Linked DNA regions of Homo sapiens: region 2 is linked to region 1. Evidence: chromatin loops called from intact Hi-C (ENCODE). Cell type or tissue: heart left ventricle. All regions are shown on one strand. Each heading gives the region's core, and the rest is flanking DNA. Links, peaks and the distances in the headings are about the cores only.

Region 1 (5,380 bases), core at 267-5,266:
TCAGGTTACAACAGGCAGTCTCAGCAGCTGGACTTGCAGAGAATAACATTCTTGCAGCAATATTATGTGTCCTGAGTGCATTTTCCCCCCTGACTTTTCAACTCTTTTTTAGTTGGGTGTGACAAGAATGATGAAGTTCATATGATCAACATTCACAATCCAGTTTCAGCTCTGCCACCTTGGAATTGGGCAGCTTTGAGTAAAATATGTAATTATGAAGCCTCACCTTCCTTATCTGCAATTTGCAGATGATAATAATATCTGTTTCCAGGGTTAATGTGTGGGCAAAGGAAGATAATTCGTGAAGGCCCCTAGCACATTATTAAGTCTTGAGTGAGCTTTATATTGTAAAGTGGTATTGCAACGTCTATTGTAGTGGTTTTGTATCTGACACTCTTGTTGGTATGTATTAGACATATGTCCGTTCATTCCACTATCTGTCCATATTATTCCCTGTCTGTTCCTTGTCCTCCTCCATTGCCTTTAAGGCACAGCTAAAGCTCCCCCTCCCCACTGATCTGCCTTTTCCTGTTTTCTAGCATTTCAGAGGCTGCCACATTGGTCAACCCCAGAGGCAACTTCACCTGCTTTTCTGAAGCCGTCCTCCAGGGGCGCCATTCCCATAGACTACAAGGTGAGAGGTGGCGCCCCTGGAGTCGTGGCACCTGGTGTCCTATTTCTCCAGTCACATAAGGGGCCAAACTTGCCTTCTGCAGGAGACTGAATGCTTCTGAGAGCAGAGGCTATGCCTTAAGCACCATCGTGTGCCTGGCATGCATTAGGTGCTCAGTCCACGTGGGTGGAATGAATGGAGAATAGGAAAGGGCTGAGGTACCATCTGATTTTTCCCAGGAATTGGGGCAGTGTTGATGGTCAGTGATGGGGTAAAATACTGAAAACCACATGGATGAATAATGCAATATGGTAAAAATAAAGTCAGATAGAAAACTTCACATCCCCTTTCCCTCCATCTCTATCCAGGAGGGCTCTGAATGCTCATCAGTGGCCTAATGGCTTCCTTTAGTGCCCTCCATGGTCAGCTCAACAGGATGCAACAGGGTTTTACCACCTCTGGACTAGTGGTGTCTTGGGCCACATCGTTCTTTGTGGTAGGGGCTGTTCTGCGCACTGTGGGATGTTGAGCAGTGTCCTTGGCCTCTACCCACCAGATGCCTGTAGCAACATCTCTCTCACCCCCTGGTTATGACAACCAAACATGTCTCCAGACATTGCTGGCTATTTCCTGGAGGACAACATTGTATCAGTGAAGAAACAGTGAGATATTAAACAGTTGTACCTGCAGGTCCCCGACTAGGTGACAGCCATCTGCAAGCAAGGTAAAAGATAGGAAAAGTGAGCCTGTCATTTTACCTATATTTAATTTAGCATTTTGAGGCTTGGCATGGTGGCAGCAGGGATGGATAGCCTTCCAATGACCTGTCCAAAATCTTAAGGCATGAAATTGGACCTTGGCTGACATGGACAATGGCTAATTTGTTGTTGTTGTTGTTTGTTTGTTATTAGGTGAATAGTGACTTGGTTGCTTTGGAAAGCAGCGGGAAGGGAAGGAACTTGAGAGATTTCTAGGATTCTGGAGATGGTGCAGTCTGGTAAAGCTTCTGTCTTTGGGTCAGGTTGACCTCCAGGGCACTGGCATGTCACGTGGCCTGCAGATCTCTCAAGAGTCTTCTTTTCTTTCCTTTCTTACCTGATTAACAGCTTTGTGGGCTCCACTAGAGTCAGATCTTCTAGGAAGGCTTCTCTGGTGCCTATCCTGTCAAGCTAGATCGGGGACCTTCTGTGATCCCATATCCCTCTCCTCCACCCCATATTTATTCCGTCACAGTCCTTAATGTATAGGGGTCCACGTGGCTACCTGTCAGTCTCTGCCACATGGCCATGAACTCTATGTCTCACTTACGTTTGCACATCCAATGCGCAGCATAAGGGCCTGACACATAGTAGGTGGTCATCTCTTCAGTTTCCTACCAGGGGCTAACTAAGCTCTTTGCACAATGGTAATCAAACAAATGGCAGTCCCCAGCTCATGGAGCAGAGTTTCATGTGTCACGATCCTGAGCCTATCCTCATCCATCTCCTGGAATCTGTAGAACACTCTGGGAGTCTGATGTCCCCCAGGCCAGGAAACAGAACCACTGAGTCAAAGGATATCAGATTTCTTCTTGGATCCTCATATAACCTTGTGAAGCAGGATCTATGAGGAACACACCCATTTTATCATCGAGGAGACTGAGACCCAGAGAGGTTAAATGACCTGCTCAAAGTCAGACAGTGAATTGGCAGCAGAGTGTGGGTGAACCTGGGACTTTGAACTCTTGATTAATGCTTTGTTTGGGTTCTGGGTGTAGAGGACAAACTCTGGAGTTGCAATCATGGCTCTGGTAGGTACCAGCTCTATGACCTTGGCCAAGTCACTTAACTTTCCCAACTCTTGATTTCCTCATCTGTAAAATGGGCATCATTCTAAATGTCTTTGTAGGGTTATTTGTAAGCATCAATGAAATGATCCATATGAAGAAAGCTCTTGATCCACATGAAGAAAACTCTCCCAGGACACAGTTGCTGCCATGTATAAAACCCAAATACTCCTTTGCAGGGTGCAGTGCAGAACCCAAAGGGATCCATGATCTCATGGCCAGAACAGCCTCCAGGAAGAAGATGCACAGCTTCCTGAAACCGCACATCCCTCCTTCCTCCTGGGAGCCCAAATTCCAAGAAATGCAGCTAAAATTGGCCCTCAAACAGCTTTTGCAGAGCACGTCGCAGCTTTTTTTGGGTCTAGAGAGCCAGTTTCCATGATGAAAGTGGCACAGAAGGAGAGACCCAGCTAAAAACAGCCACCGCCCAGACTGGTGTTAACAGAATGCAGCCTACCCTGTTGTTTTGGGGGTTTAGACGCTTCGACTTCCGCAGCAGACCTCCACATTGCCACTAGGTGGTAGTATCGCAACACCTGGCAGGAACTGCACCCCAGGACCTTGACAAAGGGGCTGGGAGCCACTTCTGAAAATCATGCCCATCAAATACGCACCAGCTACAAAATTCTGCACCAGATTATTTCCCTTTTATTTGGGGGCATTTATTTGCATTACATGGGCTCTGTGGAAGTGTCTCGTCTAAGGGCTTAGTGCTTTAGTGTCTCAGAAGCAAAGCGAAAGAATTGTCCATGGGTAACATCCTAGCCACATGGCCCCGTGGGTGTCCCTACTGCTAGCAGATATGTGATCCCTGCAGCCCACTTCACTTAGGAGGTTCATGATGCCTTGAGTCCAATGTAGTTGAAGAGCTTGCCTCGATTAGGAGGACGCATAGCTTGCCTAGGTGGTCCGTTGCTGTCCTCTTTGAGTGCAGCGATGGAGTTCTAGCTCTGCAGTGTGGCTGCCTTGTGCTGAGGCCATTAAATCGTCTGGAGAACGGGGGCACTCGTGAAGCCTGCCTCATGGCTGGTCCTTCCCCTGCGAGGAATGGATGAGTGACAGATGGAGGTTTCTTAGGTGGTGTCTGGCTCATAGCAAGGGCTCAAATGTTAGCTCCTTTTGCTATTTTCTCAGTATCTCCAGTGACTAGTGTGTTTTAGTCACTCAACCAAATGGTAGCACAGTGATCCTCACTGTCCTCGTTTAGGTGACAACAGACGTTAGAGGAATGAGTTCATGGTCTCGATTTTCAAAGTGTGGTCCTGGGCTGGCAGCATCGGCACCACTGGGCTCTTGTTGGAATTGCAAGGTCTGGGCCTCTAGTTCAGCCTGCTGCAGCAGAATCTTACTTAACAGCCTCTCTAGGGGGTTTGCGACACATTGAGGTTTGAGGAGTGCTGCTCTGAAGCTCCTTCTGGCTCCCGAATGCAGGGATTCACCCCAGCCTGGGGTGAGCTCTGTCTCTCAGATTCATATCTTTGGGAACAACAGCAGCCAGTCCAGCCCTGCATTTTAACCTTTTACTCTTGCTTTTCCCAAATGTTGTCTCCAGATGCCTCTGCGCTTGGGTGTGTTGGGGTGGGAGGGTGGGGCGATGGGGAGTCGATGGGGGGCCTCATGCTGCCGCAGATTCGGATTTTGCTGGGCTCAACATGCTTTCCCTGAGCTTCCAGATCCAGATCCTCACTCCCCAAGATCCTGCCAGCTTCCCTGTCTTTGCCTACAGCATCCTCTTCATCACCCCAGTGACCAGAAAATGCACTGTTTCCAACCAACCCCTCCTTTTCCCTCACTACCTTGGCCACCAAAGCATCTCTTGCACCCCAGTTTTTCTCTTTGGGTGCCGCTGCTCTGGCTCTTGGTTGTCTAGAACTTTGGGAGCCACCCCAAATCTCCTAAAGGTCCCCCTGACCCCACTTCTCCTCCCCCAGCTCCTGATCTTATCTCACACATTTCTGTCTGATGGAGTCCTCCAAGCTGACCCTTGCACTTTAATGTCCAACATAGAGCTTCCCACTGCTGATTCAAGGTCTGCCCTCCCTTGCGTGGTAGCCAAGGCCTTCTGTGATCTCCTAACGACCTCCAAGTTACCTTTGCGGCTTCATCTCCAGCTTTTTCCTCTCTTATTCTAGATCAGGGGCCTTCGGGCCAAATCTGGTTTGCAGCCTGCTTTTGTAGATAGTTTGATTGGAATCCAGCCACCCATGTGTTTACTGATTGTCTATGTCTGCTTTCACAGTATCAGGGCAGAGTCGAATTGTTTCAACAGAGACTGCATGGCCCACAAGGCCTGAAATGTTTACTCTCTGGCTCTGTGCAGAGAAAGAGTGCTGACCAGATCTAGATCCAGCCAAATGGCACCATGCACTTGGTCCCTCACACACATCCTGGCCTTTACCATAACCTGGTTTGGCCCTGGGGGGTCTGTCGATTTGCAAAGTCCTGGCTCATTTCTGCCCATAGTAATTTTTCCCCACCTGGAAGGTCCACCTCCAGTGCCACCGAATTTGGCATTCTTTCAGCAAACATTTATGGAAATCTGGCAGGTGCCTGGCATGTTGTGTGCTGGGGAGAGGTCCTTGCTCTCAGGGAGCTGGTGCTGGAGTTGCTGACCTGGCCCCCGTTCAGAAGCACCTCTAGAACTTCATCGTGAGAGCTCTTGGCCTTTCATTTTATTATTGTCATGTCTTATTGGCCTTGAGGCCAGGTGCCTGCCTCCTATTTCTGTAGCACTTGGCACAATGCCCAGCACACAGGGAAGGTCATTATAGTCCATTGGAATAAATGAATGAATCTCTCTTCTCCCCAGAGTCCTTGTCCGGGTTATCATGCTGGGGGCTGGATTCCACCTCCCCTGTGCTTCCAGCTGTTTCTGGAATCCCATTTCAGGCCAGATGCTATTTACATCCATGCTTCTCAAACTTTCACGTGCAAAGGAACCA
Region 2 (5,380 bases), core at 278-5,277, 390 kb after region 1:
AATAAAATATAAAAATACATGTGTGACATACAGAAGGATTTCAGCACCAAATTTAATGGATGACTTTATATGTTTTTTTTAATCACCTTCAGAGAGGTATCATCTCTGATTAATCCCTCCCTGCTTTTCAGCACACTTCTCTTGGTTCTGAGATGCTGAATTTTTTGACTGTTCTCCTCCAACTCTCTGGCTTCCTCTTTGCCACCTCTGCCCTCTCTCCTTGGCCTCTCTGAGGTGGATGTACCCAGGGCACAGTCCTGGGCTTTCTTATCTCTGAACATTGTTCCAAGGTGGTCCTATTTATATGTGTGGTTTCAAATATCATCTACTCACTGAAGGCATCCAAATCTATGTCCCCTGCACTCACCAGTCCCCTGACCGCCAGAATCATAACTCTGCCTGCCTAATCAACATCACCAGTAGGGTGTGTAGAAGGCATCTCAAATCTACCGTGCTCCGAAACAACCCCAACTCAGTTTTGTCCTCTCCAGGTCAGAATGGCACCTCCATCCACTCAGTTGCTTTTATTAAATTCTCCCAAATCCATTCTTAATATCTTTATATCATTCAAACCTGTATGCCCTTCATCCAATTTCTAAAGGGGGCTTGGTTCCTTTCCCTAAACCATTACATCTGTGCACTTTTCTCCATAAATGTTGGTGTCATCCTAGGCTAACCTTCCATCATCTCTCGCCTGGATGACCTTAAGAGCCTCCTAATTGGTCTCCTTGCTTCTATTCTTGTTGCTCAATAATCCATTCTTGACACAGCAGAGAGAATAATTTCTTTCTTTCTTTCTTTCTTTTTTGAGACAGAGTCTCGCTGTCTCCCAGCTGGAGTGCGGTGGTACGATCTCGGCTCACTTCAAGCTCCGCCTCCCAGGTTCATGCCATTCTCCTGCCTCAGCCTCCCGAGTAGCTGGGACCACAGAATAATTTCTAAAAATACAACTCAGATCATGCTACCCCATGCTTAGCATCTTTTAACAGGTGCGCATTACACACAATATAAGCCCAAATTTCTCAGCATGATCTACAAAGCCATACATTCCTCTCTACCCACGCTGTAACCACACTGGCTTTCTTTCTATTCCATAACTCACTGAGCACACTCCCTTCTTATGGCTTCTAACGTTTAATTTTATTAATCATTTCTTCTTTTTAGGGTATTCCTCATGGCTGGTCCCTTCTTTTTATTCTGATCTTGGCTCAAATTTTACCTCCCCAGGTAAAACTTTACCTACTCTGATAACTAAAGAAAACTTCCATCAATATCCTTGCTTTATTATCTTCATATCCTTATAGCCTTCTAAAAGCATCTTCTTTATTCATATATTTTCCTCATATTATCTGTATTCTACTAAAATGTAAGCTCCATGAAGACAGAGAACTTAGCTGTCTTGTTATCACTGTATCTATAGCACTGAAGTATTACCCAGTGCATGTTAATTATTCAATAAATATTTATAAGATTAATTAGGTGCTTAACTAATACATAGAATATACAATTAACTTATATGGCATAGAAGCACATATAATCACTAACAATACCAAAAATAATTCATGCTATTTTTTTGTGCCTAATCAACAATCCATCAAAATCCCTATATTTCAGTGACATTAGAACAAACAAGTTTCTCAGAGTTCATAGAATTGCCCACCTTTCAGTGAACTCAGGAATACTATTTTATTTGAGAGTTACCCAAGGCAATTCTTGTCTTGAGCTGATGTCAAATGCAGTAAAAACTCACAGGTGATTTTTAATTGAATTGAATTCATTGCATATTTCCTGAACACTTATCATGTATCAGCTGCAGTGCTAGACCTTGCAGACAGAGGTTAATAATAAGTGGTATTTGGGGGTGAGTTTATATTTTGTTTTACATATGTGTGCAGCAACAATCAAGGCTGAGATGAAGGTGGAATTCAGTCCTGCCTCTTCATGTCTGCTGGAGTGATACGGCAAGGTCCACAGATGCCTTAATCATAGGTAGAAAGGAGGTCTCTGAGTAGAAAGAATTGAAATGCTCAGATAAGCTGACAAGCTCTACTGCCTTGACACCCCTCCAACATCTTGCTTCTAAAAGTGGGGTCTGCAGGCAAGCAGCATTGGCCTCAGCTAGTGGTGCAGAACCTCAGGTGCTACCCCAGGCCTGATGAATCAGAATATCCAATCAAGCAAAACCCCCAGGTAATCTGTGTTCATATTAAAGTTTGGGTAGTACTTCATTAACAACGTCACATAAATGGGCTCAAGGCATTCTCTCCTCTGGTGCCCCGATCGGGTCTCACTTCCCTACAGACCACTGGGCAAGCAAGGACTGTGGTGGTGTTCTGGGAGCACCACCCAGGTGGGGATCCCTGGCTGGGAGTACACTTGTTCATGGGTCATCAGCCCTGAGGATTCCCAGCCATATCTGAACAGCCCTGGGCAGGAAGTGTGAGATGGGACAAGAGGGAGTGGTGTTCAGCTTATTATGGTAGCTAAGGAGACGCCTAAGGGAACTCGAGTGACCTACGTGAAGTGTCAAGGATAGATTTTGACAGTTCCATTTATTTATTCAATAACGGCTTATGGAACATCTGCTATACACCAATAGAGGGAGGCAGAGAGCATGGTGAATGCAACATTGCATAATGGTGTTGGGAAAAGTGTCCCGATTTCAAGGAAGCTGACAGCCAGTCTCTGTCATTTCCTAGCTAGGTAACTTTGAGTAAATTACTCAACCTCTTTAGATTTTATTTTCCTACAGTGCAAAATCAGGGTAACAATAGTTGCTGTCTTTTAAAATGGTTGCATAACTGAATGAAACAATGCATACAAATTGCAAAGCTCAGTGCCTGAGCCACATTATAAAAGATCAATAAATGTTAGCGGCTGCTGTCACCACTACTACAAACCCTGGATGCTAGATGCTAGGGCAGTGGTTCTCAACCTTGGCTGAGTGAATGTCAAAGTTACCTGGGGAACGCAGTACACTGTTGGTAGGAATGTAAATTAGTGCAACTGCTATGGAAAATAGTGTGGAGGTTCCTCAAAAAACTAGAAATAGATATATGATTTGATCCAGGAATCCCATTGCTGGGTCAATATCCAAAAGGAAGGAAATCAGCATATCAAAGTGATATCCACACTCTGATGTTTATTACAGCACTATTCACAGTAACCAAGGTATGGAATCAACCTAAGTGTCCATCAATGGATGAATGGATGAAGAAAATATAACATATGTATGGAATGGAATACGACTCAGCCATTGAAAGAATGCAACCCTGTCATCTGCAGCAATATGGATGAAACCAGAGGTCATTATGTTGAGTGAAATAAGCCAGGCCCAGAGAGACGAATAGCATATGTTCTCACTTATACATGGGAGCTTAAAAGGTTGATCTCATGGAGGTAGAGAGTAGAATTATGGTTACCAAAGACTAGGAAGTAAACAAGACAGGAGGGATGAAGAGAAATTGGTTAATGGGTACAAAAATAAAGTTAGATAGAAGACATAAGTTCTGATGTTTGATAGCACAGCAGGATGACTATAGTAAATAATTTATTGTATATTTCAAAATAGCTAGAAGATTTGGAATGTTCCCAGCAGAAAGAAATGATAAATGTTTGAAGTGATGGAATTCCTAATTACCCTATTTTGATCATAACACATTGCATGCAGGTATCAAAATATCACAAGTACTCCATAAATATATACAACTATTATATATCAATAAAAAATGGAGAGGAAAACAACTGAAGTTATTTGGGAGCTTTTAAAATTTGCTGATTCTTAGCCACATCCCAGGCCAACTAAATCATAATATTTGGGGATAAAAGCCAGACATCAGTATTTTTTAAAGCTCCTCAGTTGATTCTGTAACCAAGTTCGAATCCAGCTGCTCACTGCTCAAAAGCCAAAATGTGAGAAGTGAGGTGCAGTGAAAGGAAAGCAGCTTTATTCAAACACTAGCACTTGGGAGATGGTTGGACTCAAGCCCCAAATAAAACATCTCAATATTTTAGGCAAGGGAGTGGATTTAAGAAGGGAAAATCTACATGGAAAGCATGCAGGTGTGGTGCAGTCTTGTGTGTCTTGTTCCGACGGCCATCTTGCATTATTGTCCACCTGGAGTGAGGCCTGGTGCCATCTTGACAATGCTTGGGTTGTAATAATAGATTAATCACTTTGAGGTAATCTCTAAATGGGGAGAATTCCACTGCTGGGTCTTCCCGTCTGGTTTAAGATTAGCCCCTGGAATTTCTAAGCAAGCACATCATTAGATAAGCAAGCACTGTGAAAGAGAGTGCCTGGTGGGAAAACAAAGAAAGAGTTTCAAAATACATTTCAAGGCTTAGACAAGAAGAGACAGAAAAAAAAGTTCTTTACAATGCATTTTAAAGCCAAGCCACTCAGATACAATTCCAAGGTGTAGCCAAAGTATACCTTGTACCATGGAATCTAAGATGATTTTAGGAAAGTTCACCTTCTCTCTGGGGTGCTCACAGTCTTCCAGAGAAGATCAATATGCAAAGAGATAATGATAATTCTATGTTCCAAATATGTGCAAGGAGATATGAAAAAATGACAGCAGGACTGCTCAGTCTAAAAGCCATGTCAGGTAGCAGGAAAAAAGTACCTCACACTATTTTTCTTGTTTTTTATGTAAAAGAAAGTGACTGCCCATGCATGACACATAGTCTGTGGGAAAAAAAAAAAGGTGATTCTCACAGCAAAATGTAAGTAGGTCATTGCAACCCAGACTGACTCCAGCCACTGGCAGTTCTAAAGAGGTCCTGGTTGTTCATTAACCTCTGGGTATCTCAGCTTACTCCTTTGTGAGATAAGTGGGTAACGGTGATGCTCTCTAAGGACCTGCCAGAGGGTGAAGAGCAGAGCCACCATTACCTGCCCCAAAGAGGTGTTAAAAGATTCAGTTAGATGCAGAAACCTGGAGATGGTCTGCAGTCCAGGAGAGGTACATGAGATAGGTATGATCCCTTGCTCATCAGCAGTGTGGCGCACCAGCAATCTGTGATTCCTCTAATTGCTTTTGGTCAAAGAGTCTTGATAAGTCAATCCCCCAATTCAGAGTTCACACCAAGAACAAAGAAACCAGATAAAACTGGTTCGACAGCCGGGTGCGGTGGCTCAAGCCTGTAATCCCAGCCCTTTGGGAGGCCGAGGCAGGTGGATCACAAGGCCTAGAGTTGGAGACCATCCTGGCCAACATGGTGAAACCCCATCTCTACTAAAAATAGAGGTGCGTGCCTGCAGTGCCAGCTACTCAGGAGACTGAGGCAGGAGAATCGTTTGAACCTGGGAGGCACAGGTTGCCGTGAGCTGATGTTGTGCCACTGTACTCCAGCCTGGTGACAGAGTGAGACTCCG

Evidence for each region. Peaks named below come from ENCODE experiments on the same cell type or tissue, not always from the same donor. Only the 100,000 strongest peaks of a DNase experiment are listed, where the experiment ranks them.
Region 2: it touches region 1 in a loop (8-fold over the local background); 2 of 110 quality-filtered maps call a loop at or near these places.

The regions. Positions count from the first base shown.
Region 1 is chr16:9,255,688-9,261,067 of GRCh38, forward strand. No RefSeq gene overlaps it. Among named protein-coding and RNA genes, the nearest start is that of LINC02177, 97 kb to the right of the region's middle. RefSeq lists an enhancer at 2,805-3,099. In heart left ventricle, for the core only: CTCF peaks have their summits at 603, 2,951 (motif pointing right) and 3,151; a DNase peak (open chromatin) is centred at 2,953; H3K27me3 peaks cover 841 bases.
Region 2 is chr16:9,645,690-9,651,069 of GRCh38, forward strand. No RefSeq gene overlaps it. Among named protein-coding and RNA genes, the nearest start is that of LINC01195, 190 kb to the left of the region's middle. In heart left ventricle, for the core only: a CTCF peak has its summit at 2,599 (motif pointing right); no DNase peak of the experiment used is centred there.